Regions from separate parts of the Mus musculus genome. Here region 1 is linked to region 2. A link is a contact called in ENCODE Hi-C or POLR2A ChIA-PET data. All regions are on one chromosome and are shown on one strand. Each heading gives the region's core, a stretch centred on a gene start or an enhancer-like site at or near the end of the contact. The rest is flanking DNA. Distances are from core to core; before and after follow the strand shown.

Region 1 (6,415 bases), core at 2,530-5,029, 210 kb before region 2:
GAAAAATGGCCCAGCAGGAACTCACTGGCACCAAAGACTCACATTGTCCAGAGCCCTCTCTCTAGTTGCCTAGACAGGGGCCTGTGATCTTTCTTGGCCTCTTCTCCATGGGCCTGAAGAAGCCAGAGTCAGCCCTGAGGGAGGCTTGAGGAGCCTGCAGGCTGGGCTCAGCAGCCTCAGCCCCTAAATCATTCATGCAGGGGTGGGACAGGCCAGGCGGCACGAAGGGGATTTTCATAGATTATATTGAAAGAATTACAATGGTTCGGGAAAGTAACCGGGTTCCCACAGTGTCCGGTCACTCCTGTGGGGGCTGTGGGAGCCGGGCCTGCCTGCCTCTTTCTCTCTGAGCAGCAGCACACACAGTTTTTTAATAATTAAGTAACTTTAATTGTCCTGGGAAAGCTTAGCTTGCCTTGGGGCATGCTGCACAAACTCATAATGTTACCAAGAGAGATTAACAAATGAGGACTGAGAAATGATTCTCTTTTGAAAAAGCGCCTCACTGTTAAGCCTTATTATCCAAAGTTTAGAACCTCATTTATCTGCTTTGGGGAGGGGGGTGATGGGAAGGGGGGGGGGCAAGGGACAGACACCCAAGACCCAGAAACTAATGCACATGAAATTAAAACTCCATGCCTCTGCAATGCAGCCTTGAGAACATCAGACAGGAAAATGTTGCCATTTATTGATTGCATTCCGGTGACTGAGGGAAAATTCAAGACAGAAGAATTAATAAATAATAGCATTAATAAACATCCATTCTTCTTCAGTGCATCTGTTGCTTAGAAGAGATCTCACCTTAGCGTTTGGGGGTAACTTCTTCTCTCTGGTTCTTTTAAAGAAAATTATTCTAAATTCTGTGATACCACCAGTGTGATTGGCACACGAACAAGCAGTAAATAATTGATGAACGAATGAGCACAGCAATGAAAGGAGGAAGGACCTCAGGAAAAAAAAAAAAAGGATTGTCCTCCCACAAATATACATGGTCAATATGAAGGACAAGCAATAGGAGAGCATTACAGTTCGCACACAAGGAGCCCAAGCTGGGAGACAGGACATCAAGCGTGTGTCACACTAGCGGTGACACAGCTGGGGAGGAAGGGTGGAGAAGCTGGAAAATTAGGGTAAGAGGTCTGAATGTCTAATTAATAGCCCCTAATAGTTTGATTCCCCTGGACTGCGGCTATTTCCTAACCAAACCCTAGCCACTCTGTGGCACGGCCCTGGAGTCTTCTTCCGTTCACATCATAAGTATTTGTATCCTAAATGGTAAGTATCCCAGTTTTTGTGAGCATGGGTGCAGGCTTTCCTTCTCAATAGTCGATCTATACTGACTGGCTGTGCTCATGTTCCAAGGACCATGGAGCTACACTGGTAGTTCTCAACCTGTGGGTCCTGACCCCTTTGAGGGGGGGTCAAATGACCCTTTCACGGGAGATCGTCAGAAAACACAGATATTTATTTAATTTATGATTCATAAAAGTAACAAAATTACAGTTAGGCAGTAGCAATCTGTAATTGCTGCTTCAAAAGAATTATGAAAATCATTTTATGGTGGTGGAGGGAGGCAGTCATCACCAGAGCCTGAGGAACTGTGTTAAAGGGTTGCCGCATTAGGAAGGTTGAGAATCGATCTAGATGGACAGAGACTTTTTGGCTTTGGATCTGGAGTTTCAATTATTCCCTTCTCTCTGAGCCTCTGTTTCCTTTTCTATGAGATGGGCATGGAGATGTGGACTCTGGTGTGTGTGTGTGTATGTGTATATGCTGTGTATGTGTGACAGACAGCAGTAGAAGTTGCTGGTAGAGTTTTCCAGGGACTTCTATGGGGAGATCATTTTGAGGGGTGCTTCTTTCCTTCTATCATCTGAAGCTTCGGGTGTACCCCAGTTCTCACTCTGTGTGCCTCAGATATGGCTCAGGTGGCCCCTCCTTATGAGTACTAGAGTAGGAGCCAAGAAGCCATTTGTCCTATAGTGTCACCTTGACCGTGCACAGATGTCCTTGCCTGACATTGCCTTCCCGGCCTGTCAGTCAGTGTTCACAGAGAGTCAGGTGGCTTAAACAAGGAGAATGGCCGATAACACTCGGGGTCTATATGCGTCACAACTAGGGAAAGTCATTGTCTTCCAGGTTCTTTGTGCTCTTGTGTCACCTAAGGGCCTTCAGGGAGCCACAGCAGAGCTCTACGACATGGAGGTCCTATGCATCTGGAAACCAAGGCTGTGAGGATTGACGCGCCTGGTACCAGGAAAAGCTCCCAGGTGCGTGGCTGGCTGGGCTCTGCAAGGCGAGCTGACTGATGCTGAGCACCTGTCAGGGAGAGCAGTTTCTGAAAAGAACTAGTATTACTACTAAGGACCCCAGCCGTCCAACCCACTCCCAGCATGAGCTATTATAAAGAATGTGTGTGTGTGTTTCCTTTATCAAAATGGTGGCAACTCACGCAGAAGGGCTGCTGCGTGGTCATTTCATAACTCCTATACTTGTTACTGGGCCACTCCGTACAGGAACACAGAGAGCAGTGCCAGTCTTTGTAAATTTCTTCTTTTGTTAAATTTTTACATTTTATTTTATGTGCATTGGCGTTTTGCCTGCATGTACTTCTGTGTGAGAGTGTCAGATCTTGGAGGTGCTGATAGTTGGAAGGACAGAGGTGCCATGTGGGTGCTGGGATTTGAACCCTAGTCTTCTTAATAGCAGTCAGTGCTCTAAGCTGCGGAGCCATCTCTCTAGCCCCACACCAATCTTGGTACATGGCCCATTAGCATTTCCTTTTATTTAACTGTTAATTTTTTCTTTTTTCTTTTATGTGTATGGGTATTTTACCTGCATGTTTGGATATGTACCACATGTGTTTATCCAGGCCAGAAGGCATTGGATGCCCTGGAACTGTTGTGAGATACTATGTGGGTACTGAGAACTGAACTTGGGTCTTCTGGAAGAGCAGCCAATGCTCTTAACCACTGAGCCATCTGCCCAGTTTCCCAAAATGATTAGCCCAGGTTGGCATTGGACTCATGATCCTCCTGCCTCCATCTTCTGGCATATCCTATCAGTGTGCTACAACAACTGGCTTAATTTTTTTTTGCCTACTGATAGACCTTGGGTGGTTTTGAGTTTGTTTGTTTGTTTGTTTGCCTGTTTGCTTGTTCATTGTTTTAATGACAAACTTGACATTATCTGTCACTGTAATCTGGTGCAGTGAAGATTGTGGGGGACAGAACTCTGAGGGATAAATGTTTCTGTCCTTAGTTTGCTAATTAATTGTTTGACTTTGGGCAAGTATCACTGCCATTGTGGGCTTTGGTTTCTGTCAGACGGGACCACTGAGCCCTGTCTGTTGTCTAGTGTCCCTCATAAGATTCCTGTCTCTTACCCCCCTGAGACTCCCCAAGTCCCAGATGCAGTGGGGGCACCACCGAAAGGGACAGTCCCAGCTACAGCTGTGGGTGGGGCAGCCCGGCTGGGTGATGGGGTAAGCCTCTCTCCTTGCTCAGCTCTGTGATGCAACGCTGGATTCAGACAAGTTTGGCCTTGCTTTCCCCTGGGTCCAGCATGATTCAAGGCCTGTAGCGTGGCTTCTCAACTGGCTGATGAGCTCCAGACACCTCTCTTGGCAATGGTCTTAACGAGGTCTCTGGGAATGTCTGGTTACTCATGTGTTTTGCAAGGGCAGCAAGAGCTGAGAGAGAAGGAGGCAGCTAGCGTGGCTTCCTTCCTGAGTTAATGACTTCAGCCTCGTGAATGACTCATCCATTCTGTGCCCAGGAGAGCTGGGTGGTTGAGCTGGGGCTGGGGTGGCAGGAAGATGGGTGACGCCAGATGTGGGGGCGTGTCCTTATCCTCCTTGCATGGCTTTGGGTCTTGATGCTCTCTTTAAGGGTGTCAGAATGAGGCTAGGTGTTCTACTCAGACACCTCTCTCCGCTGTCTACTCAGAGGTCACAAACTTCCTCTCTAGTCTCAGCTTCAGTCACGCAGGAAAAAGCTAAGTGCTTCGGGAGGAATCCAACTGGAGAGGGACGAGTGCCTGTTGTCTGCTTAGGTACATTCTGCTCTGTACCTAAGGGGGCCTTTTTCACATTAACCTTTCACCCAGAGAACTGGGATAAGATCTACATTCAGGTGAACTATAGAAGAACTACTTCTTCGAGGGATGTCCACACTACCTGGCTGGCTTCTTCACCCCTTGTATCTCAGCCTATTGTAGACTCCAGCGCCAATGGGAGCGGGACTGTATATACCTGCTTTAGAGCGGCGTGTGAAGCCTCGTTCTGTTGTTCTTTCCTTAAGGGTGCATCTGCCAGGCCTGCTGCTGGCCCTGCTCCCTGTCTTCCAGTGGGTGTTAGTTATTGTCAGTGGCACGAGGACATGCCCATGTTGTCATATCCCTATAAGCTGCATGTGGGCCTCACATATCAGGTCTCCCTGTCCCCTGTCCCCAAAGTCCTAAGATGTGCCTGTTTAGTCTGGGAACGGGTTCTCCTGGTTCCTCTTCCCCTAGGTTCATGTTGAATTCTCCCTGAACACGTAGACCCTTCGAAAAAAATGGTTCCCTTCCCATTAGCTCTTTACTGGGATTTGTGACATCCCATAGTCTGTCAAGGATGGGAAGGACACCATGTGACATGGGTGCTCGATTGCTGAATAGGTTGCTATCCCAGGCAAGCCCATCTTACTCTTAAAACTGAAACTGCTCTTGCCCTGTCTCCAGTCACTCACAGGACGGAGCCTGGAGAGTGCAAACCTCATCAGGTATGAGCAGATCTGTGGCTCCATCAGCGTCCCGCCCCAAACATGAAGACTGCAATAGTATTGCAGAAACCGTCCCATAAGAAAGAAATCTTCGTGATTCAGGACAAGGCATCCTGCTTGGGCTTTCTCTTGGGCTATCCCCACAGACTGACTTTATATGTTCGGAGTAGACAAAGGAGACTCTAGCCAGGAGGTAGGGAAGCAGGCCTCTACTGAACGGGAAGTGAAAAACGAGAAGCCTAGGGCTCAGTATAAGGTGTCCTGAAGAATGACACCCCCATCTGAGCCTTGGGTCTGGGCAACTGCCTCTTCTGCTTCCTGTCCCCCACCATTCTGAGGAACCGAACCAACATGTGTGTTTTCTGAGACGAGGGGAAAGCCAGTGCATTGCACACTAGGGTCACCACGCTGGCTGGCTCAGAGAGTACCCCCCTCCCAAGCTTTCTAATCTTTTCTGTTCTGTTCTCGATTCCCCCCCCCCACCCCCCTTCCCCTTTGCTGTGCTTTTAAACTCCAAATTACTGCAATCACAGGGCATGGGTGGTATTTTTCTCTTTAGAAATCCTTTTCCAGGCAAGTACGTAAAAGATGTTTTCATACTTTGGGCTGAAAGGGAGGAGAGGGATAAAAAAGGCTTAGTTCCCAAGTTGAGTATTTCTCTGAAAACAGCCTTGTGAATGTGAATGCTTGGCCTGTCAGGCTTACTTCAGAGAATCATGGCATCCTGCCTGCTGAGCCTGAAGACCTGACAAGCTGGCGAGGGTGTGTGTGTGTGCTCGGGGGGAGTCCCGATGGCTAAGCTAAGGGGATCTGAGAAGGGCAGGAAAGCTGTGTGCCACATGATGGGACAACAGGGAGCATTGCCGGGAACACTTGCCGGGAGCACTTGCCAAAAGAACTGGGTACGATCTCATAAAAGGGGCTTCCTCAGACTCAAATTGTACAAAGACACAGACAAAGCCAGATGCCAGCCCACGGATACCCCCAGGACTGCTCTGCAGGAGCACGTAGGCACTGCCACATAGGCATTTAAACCAGCTGGTGAAGCACATCTGTGCCAACATCCTCTAACAGTAGTGACTTACAAAGAAATGGCCCTGTGCAGGTTGCTTTGCTGAACCTAATTTTCCTTCCACCAAGGGACTGGGAGCGGGGAGGGGCAGGGGTAGCAAATACTTCTGGAAAACCACCAAAGAACTGCAGAACAAACTGCTGGGTCTTACAGGGGAAGTGGGGGTGGGGGCTGAGTCAGACTTGCTATCCTATCCACAGGTGGGAGGTAGCTCATCGTTTCTGGATGACAGAGCACAACGCAGGATCCATGCTGACGAAGAGCTAGACCCAAACCAAAAGGAGTGTGAATGGTCGTCTTTCTAAATTGTACTTCAAGCATACCAGGTGACTGTGGCTGAAACATTCACTGTGTCTGCAGTTCCGAGGAAAGCCCCCTTACTGCCCCACTCCCCTACCCCTTACTTGATCTTGCTCTAGGATTCATTTTTGACTGGAGAGAGTGCCAGTCACACCATCGGTCTTTTAGCCTGTTGAGTGGTGATTTCTAATATCTATTTGCTTGTTTGGAGACAGGGTCTCACATTGTTAACTCTAGTTGGCCAGGAACTCAGAGCAATCCTCCTGCATCAGCTCCCCAG
Region 2 (7,085 bases), core at 1,981-4,480:
CCTGCAGTGTGACACTGATCGTGTACAATGACCATCCAGGTTAGGAAGGGACCTCCCGGATTCTTCAGTGTGTGTGCTGTACCTGTCTTGGTTGCAGACAAACTGAGAGGGACTCAGGAATCACCCCCTCTTCCCCTCACCACCTTCCACATTCTTCCCCATTTTCCCAGAATTTCTTTCACTTAACACCTAGGCCCCTTCGCACTTTCACCCTCTGCCTCTCCCTGGGAGTGATTTATTCCACTTCCTCTGCCCCTTGAACTCTGGAATCTCCCTCTGGGTTTGGTTGAGAGACAACCTCCTCCCCAGGTGTCAGACCTGATGCCTGACCCTGATGCCAACGAGACCCTCTTTTCTTAGCCAGTGACACTGTCAGTATAGTAGATGCCATTGGCTGGGGTAAGCCTCCTGTGACAGGAACTGACTGGATGGCTCCTGTAGTCCCCCACTGGCCTGTGACCAATGCTGCTGTAGAATTTAGGCTATACACTAATGCTGCTAATTTGGCTTTTAAACAAGCGGTCTCAGAAAGAGGCGAACATCTACTCATCAAAAGATAATAACATGTTTGCGAGTACAAATAACTAAATAGATGCAAATGAAGACACCCCCTCAGGTTGGCTTTTCATCTTTTAGATTGCCTGAAGTTTGCAGTACGGACGCTGAGGAGGTCGGTGACCCCAGTTGCTGTCTTGCTGCAGGGATCCTTCAAAACCGACTTGACAGGCTCTGCCAAAAGTTTAACTGTGCAAAGCTTTTGATAAAGTCACCCCTGGGAATTTTATTTCTTACACAGAAGTACACATAAATGTATTTAACAGGGCACTGTCCCCAATAAGGAAAAGAGAGCAAGCCAATACATGCTCAACAAAGGGAGACAGTTTAACTGTCAAAGTCAGTTTAGAGGAGTGTTTAAAGGATTTTTTTTTTCAGTGAGATACAGACCCTTATGCTTGTATGAAGCCTTCCTCACAGCAGAAAAAACCATCTAAGTGTTTTCCCTCTATTTCTGCATTTTTTTAGACAGGGCCTCCCTTGATAGCCCATGTTGACTGGAAACTCACTATGGAGTCTTGAATTTTTGATCCTCCTGCTTCAGGCCACAGGCATTCACCACTAGTCCATGCCCAGGTGTAATGTAAAGATATGCATATATGTTTATGTATATAATATATTGTGGAAGAGTTCGCAGAAACTCTTAGTAGTATTAGCTCTGGGGAGAGTGCCTGGAACCGGGGGTAGGACACTCACATGTGCTCTTCTTAAGTGTTTGCCTGTTTTGGTAAGGGTGTAGATTTAGATTGCAGTGTTTATGAAAAGGAAAACTATTTTTTAAATAATTGATGAGAGGAGCTAGAAAATTTGGGAATCAAACTAAAATAGCAAGGTTCATCACTCACCCAACATGGCCATATTATTTATAGACTAGACAATGATTTTCCTTAGAAGGATAGCTTCTTTGGGTGTCCCGTGGCCTTCAAACTCTGCCCAAGGTCATTTGCTAACAGGAGGAGGGAGGAAGTCCTTGCACCACGTACAGGGAACGCCTGGAGAAAGGCCTGGATTCTCAGAGTCAGTAAAAGGAGGGTTTGCTCATCTTATTACAGATTTCAGCTTGAGGTTTAGAAATTGTGATCCCCATTGTGCAATTGAGGAAACAGGGTCAGAAACCGAGGTGCCTTGATCCAAGTTACACAGCTAATCAACGGTAGAGATTACAGTGGAGTCTTATCCACCACAAGGCCCGTATTCTTCCACGTGTTGTGACATCTCAGTGCTCTCTGGCTTCTGGAGTCTTGGGTTGGTAAATGTTGATTATCATCTCCATAGCAACAGTCCTGCTCTGCACCCTCACCCCACATACCTCCCTCACTTTCTGTACTTCTCATTAGCCTCAGGGCCTGCTCCCTTGGTGAATAAAGCCAACTGCTGTGAGCCCTAACATCCATAATCTCCCACACAGTCTCCAAATACCTTTATCTGGCCACACTCCCTATTATTGCTGCAAGTCCTTCTTCAGCCTTTCTCTCTCTCTCTCTCTCTCTCTCTCTCTCTCTCTCTCTCTTTCTTTCTTTCCTTCTCTCTCTCTCTCTTTCTTCCTTCCTTCCTTCCTTCCTTCCTTCCTTCCTTCCTTCCTTTCTTTCTTTCTTTCTTTCTTTCTTTCTTTCTTTCTTTCTTTCTCTTTCACATTTTTTATAATTGTATGCTCAAAAAAAAAAAAAAGATGAAAACCATACTTGAGGTCCTCTTCTCTTCTATTACTTACATACTAGAGTTCAAAGTTCACCTTCTTCCCATATACATATTTCTGGTACTTCTGTGAAAGCCTGTACACAGTCGACCTTACAGTTCTTTAGTTAAAGAGCACAGGACGCTGACTCCATCTTTCCGTGTGAGAGGATTTCTATCGCAGGGTCTATAGAGCTCAGGGTAGGTTCCTAACGATGAGGTGTAGGACAGATGGGTCATTCCAGTTCTAAGCAGGCTACATGGCTTGTCCAGACCACCTTGTTCCACTGGAGGACAGCCTGGGATGATTCTTACCCTCTATAGTAGATACTAACACATAAAGGGTTAGATTGACCACTGTGTGTAACACCAAAAACTTGTCAGCCTATACCACACTCATGAAGGTACCGAATCAACCATGGCAGCCCAGTGTGAGTCTACAAACTTAATCTGAAAAGCATCCATTTCTGTTCTTATCTTCTCCTACTCCTAAAGCTGCCCAAGACAAGGAATGTGCATATTGTCTGGAACTTAGCAAGCAGGACAGTACCTGTGTGTGTGTGTGTGTGTGTGTGTGTGTGTGTAACTGGGGCATTATTTAACACGTTTTCCTAAAGGACATTTGTTTCCTTTGAACATTTACTCTTTTGCCATTAATTTATGTATTCACTTTACATCCCGATCACAGCCCCCCTCTCCTTCTAGTTCCCCCTCACATAGCCCCTCCTCTACTCCCTCTCCCCTTCTCCTCTAAGACGGGGGGGGGGGGGGGGGGGGACACGGACTCACCCTGGGTACCAATCCATCTTGACATATCAAATCCCTGTCAGACTAGGCACCATCTCTCCCACTGAGGCCAGACAAGGTATCCCGGTTAGGATCCACCGGCAGGCAACAGAGTGAGGAACAGCCTCAGCCTCCGCATGACCACACCATTTTAGTTTGATGTGCTGAGATACCAAGGAGCCTGACAATTGGAGCTTAGGGACTAGTTGGAGTGGGGGATGGGCAGAGAGATCCAGACCCCCACAGAGAGCTAATGATAGCACCTAGGACAAGGGCATCCATGGAGCCATTGCATAAACAGAGAGGTGGTTGGAAGATGGAGGATTTAATAAGGAGGAAGACAGAAAGCGCCCGCACAGCGCTCCGCACAGAGTAGGTGTTCAATAAATGTCAAGGAGTCTGATTCTCACATCAAACATCCAGCTGGGCGAACGGTGCACAGAGGAGGGAGGCTGCCTCTGACAGCCACGGTTCTTCCTCCCCCACTCTTCCACCATCTGCTCCATCCTGGTCGGATCATGAGAAACACATCGAGTTCTTTCCCTCCTCCGAAGGGAAAAGCTGCTCCTTATGCCAGGAACCCCGTGTTCCCAGATCTTGGCAGGGCTGGCTCCCCCTTGTCCTTCAGGCCTCAGGCTAAATGCTACCTCCTCAGAGAGGCCTTTTCTAGTCACTTCTCCCTCCAGGGCTCTCTGTCACATCATGCTTTTATTCCTCCTGACAATTGGCAGGAGCTGGAATGACTTGGGTTGGCTTCTGTGCCTGCTTTTTGTCCCAATAGACTTCAACCTCAGAAAGAGAAACCAGCTGTGTTTCTCATGGCTGGGACTCCTTAGGCTAGATGTGCTGATGCCTGGTTGGCATGTGGTCAGTCCCTGGGCAGATGATATAGTCTCACAGGCGAAGGTCTATGTGACCAGGGCCTCACAGGGAGAACCGGAGTTTACCACAGGAAGTTAGCAGAGAGGTCAGGGCTGGTCAGTGTTGCTCTGAGCCGCTCTGTCCAGGGGAAGACAGAGCTCTGAGTCCAGAAACAGCATTAGACATTTGAATGGAAATGCTTTGGGGTGACATGGAAAGGCGTGGGTGCCACTAGTACAGTTATGGCCCCTCCATTGAATTGAGGGCTTCCAGTATCCTTCTGAGCGAGATGTGTGTGTGTGTGTGTGTGTGTGTGTGTGTGTGTGTGTGTGTGTGAGTGAGTGAAGGGGGGAAGGGACTACCTACTGGTCAGAAGAGATCTTATCCAATGGCCAAACCTAGTTTCCAAACACAATTCTTAACAAAGATTGTAAGAATTGCCATGTGTTGGGCAAGCACTAAGCTCCAACCACTCCACTAGCCATTTCATGTACAGCATTCTATTTAAGGCTCAGACATCACAGGAGATGTCATTATTCAGTGTCCGAAGGTAAGTGGGAAAGAGTGACTAAGATGTCTGGGGTCACAGAGCTGGGCCATGAGGAAGAGAAGTTCAAACACAGCTGCCTCCTACTCCAAAGCCAGTGCTCTTAGCTACAATCTTTCTGGGCAGAATTATCTCACAGGTGAATCAATTCATTGAGTTTGGCGCAGTCCTTGCAGACTGAGTCATTCTAAATCAGACTGCCCGAACCTGTTCCTCTCCCGGAAACTGATCCCTTAACTGCCAAAGTCAAGGCCAAGACTCTGGAAAACTCTGGTAACCTGACAGTGCATTTGCTGTGCCCTTTCCCAATTAGAGAGTTGTTCTTCTCTAGGGCAGAAGAACCACAAGAAGCAGGGTTTAATTACCGGACATATCTTGCTTTGCTCAGCCCAGGAGGGGCATGGTTAGAAACTCAGAGAGGCAGGCACACTGCTCGGAATGCCAGCTCCTGTATTCAGTAACCACATGACCTCGCATGGGCATGTTTCCTTGTGGATTGCATCGTAACCCTCACCTGTGAGTGTAAATGTGGGTCAGAACAATCTCACAGTGTTGCTGTGGGGATTACAGGAAGATGCATGTCAAATGTCAAGCACTTTGCTCCTCTTCCAGCAAGCCCTCTATGCAGTTGCTAGCCTTTCCCCTTATTGTGAATAGTGTCCAGGCAGGGGCACAGCTGATCGAGTGGGTTGGAATCGAGGCACGACTGCTCAGCCACTGGCTTTGGGTGTAGATTGTCCCCCTGGATTCCTCATCTTTAAACTCTGAATAACTTAGTAAGCTTTGAGGGTGACAGCCATCCTTAAGTCAAAGCTGTCTTCTGTTGGGAAATTAACCAACACCAGAGGCAGGGGATGCCTGGCCTCAGATGGATGGCATCTGCACCGTCTGACTCCCAATGGTACATCCTGAGCGTGGGCTCCAGTGTGTGCTGTACCAGCTTGTCTGCACAGTAGCCTGCTGTTTAACTTGGAGCATTGGAGGGCAATCAGCACAAGAATTGCAGAAAGAGAGACTTCAGAGCCTAGTCTGTGCACATTGTGAGTCCATTCTGTAGGAATCTTAGTGGGTGGTGGCAGGTCATTGTCTTCCCCATGGGAAGGAGGTTTATAGATGGTTTGTATATGTGTGTGTGTGCTCGTGCGTGCACGCGCTCCTGAATGTGGCAAAGCACTGTCTTTTCACAGGTAGAAAACCTCAGATCATTTGGCACCCTAGTTTCTCAGTAACTGAAAGCGGGCTCTGGGAGTGAGTGGGTGGGATGTGGTGCTGAGATGCTGAGGCCTTCAAGGTCCCCAAAGAGTACCTGGGTCTGTAGGCTTTTATTAAGTTTCTGTCACATGGCCCATGACCAGTCAGTTACCAACACTGTGTCCTAGAGGACCCAGACTTCCCAATCACCTTTGTCTGGAACAATCCCTTCCTGGGGCCAAGTAGATTAAACATTCATGGCCAACAAAAGCTTACGCTTACCTCCCTCTCATGCCTGTAATTGTGACCTGTCCTAATGCTTGGAGCCCTGGCTGCTGCTCCTCTGATTTCTTTTATGGGTCCTAGTGAGTACCCTGGGGTGTTACCTATCTGTGCTTGCAGGTTTCCACTAACCTAACCTTTCTTGTCAGTCAGGCCGAGGGGTGTTCCCTGAACCACCCAAAGGCCACACAGTAAAAATACACCAAGCCAGGAAGAGTATGTCCCTCTGAGCTTACATTTCTTTTGCTTGAAAACTGGAGACACTGGACGAGCTCCTAATAGTTCAATCTGTACAAATGACTTATTCCGTCCAACCCTCCATCCACTATGGAACATAGTTTTAGCACCTCTCAATCTCAATTCGGAACGGCACAGGAAAAGTAAGTCTCTCACACCATGGTAAGAAGACAACCCGGCAAAACAAAGTCAAGGTGGGTCTGTGGGAGGGGGCAAGATGACTAGCTTCTCTGAGCCTGCGCACAGGGTGATCTGGGCGCAGGCGTTGCAGACTTGTGGGTCACAAAAGTCGCTCCCTCCTCTTGTAGAGCCTCCTCCTGTCTCCCCAGCATTACTCGGCGCCCTGAAATGCCTGCCTCCCCGCAGCGGGTGCCGGTTGTCCTCCAGAGGGCGGCACAAAGGTCTCCTTGTGGGTCTGCAGCCCGGGGAGGGCGGGGGAGCGCCGAGCCTCCTGGTGACTCACGCCCTTGCCATTTCCTTTGTGCGCCCCGCTCCAGCGCGTGGCTGCGGGCGGGGGCGCGGCTTTGGCGCTGGCGGTGCGGGCGCCCCGGGAAGCCGCCGCGCGCTTTCATGTGGGCAGGGGGCTCCCGGCACGCGAGGCCGGCCCACGCGCACAGCCTCCCGGAGGCCCGCGGCATCTGGATCGGCTGCGGTGGCGACATGCTCGCAGCCTGGCTTCTTCAGGGCTCAAAGCAGAGCACCCGCCCTTGGGGAGGCATGTGGTCCCCAGCAGGCGCTGCTCCGCGGCTGGTCTCCTCCGAGGGCGCGTCCTTGTGGAAAAGTGAAAATTAACCACGGCAGGGAAGGGCTCGCACGGCTTGCTGCGCGATCTGGGGGATCTCTAGTCCCAGCTCTAGAGTCCCATCAGCAGCTGCCAAAAAGGCTGTGCAGGGGACATGTCTGCAAGCCATCTGCATCCAGCAACTTGCCAAGGTGATGATGCCTGGATACC

Evidence for each region. A loop is a pair of places that touch in the nucleus more often than their neighbours do. ChIA-PET counts read pairs that join two places held with the same protein, here RNA polymerase II (POLR2A).
Region 1: a loop to region 2 is called in a map of left cerebral cortex, with 5 times the contacts of the local background. The contact joins two enhancer-like sites. A Hi-C loop is called at or near these places in 1 of 37 maps with a recorded cell type or tissue (left cerebral cortex). POLR2A ChIA-PET finds 5 or more read pairs at or near these places in 1 of 5 experiments (Patski).

What each region holds. Positions count from the first base shown.
Region 1 is chr16:30,022,200-30,028,614 of GRCm38, reverse strand. It overlaps 9030404E10Rik (RIKEN cDNA 9030404E10 gene), which reads left to right. Exons shown (of 4, transcript NR_045878.1): 3 at 2,140-2,270; 4 at 6,036-6,415. Among named protein-coding and RNA genes, the nearest start is that of 9030404E10Rik, 14 kb to the left of the region's middle. Within about 2 kb of position 3,779, at least 1 of the 3 ENCODE cell types and tissues checked has a DNase peak (open chromatin) inside an H3K27ac peak, as active enhancers do.
Region 2 is chr16:29,813,675-29,820,759 of GRCm38, reverse strand. It overlaps Gm46567 (predicted gene, 46567), which reads right to left. Exons shown (of 1, transcript NR_164311.1): 1 at 5,727-7,085. Among named protein-coding and RNA genes, the nearest start is that of Gm46567, 3.7 kb to the right of the region's middle. Within about 2 kb of position 3,230, at least 2 of the 3 ENCODE cell types and tissues checked have a DNase peak (open chromatin) inside an H3K27ac peak, as active enhancers do.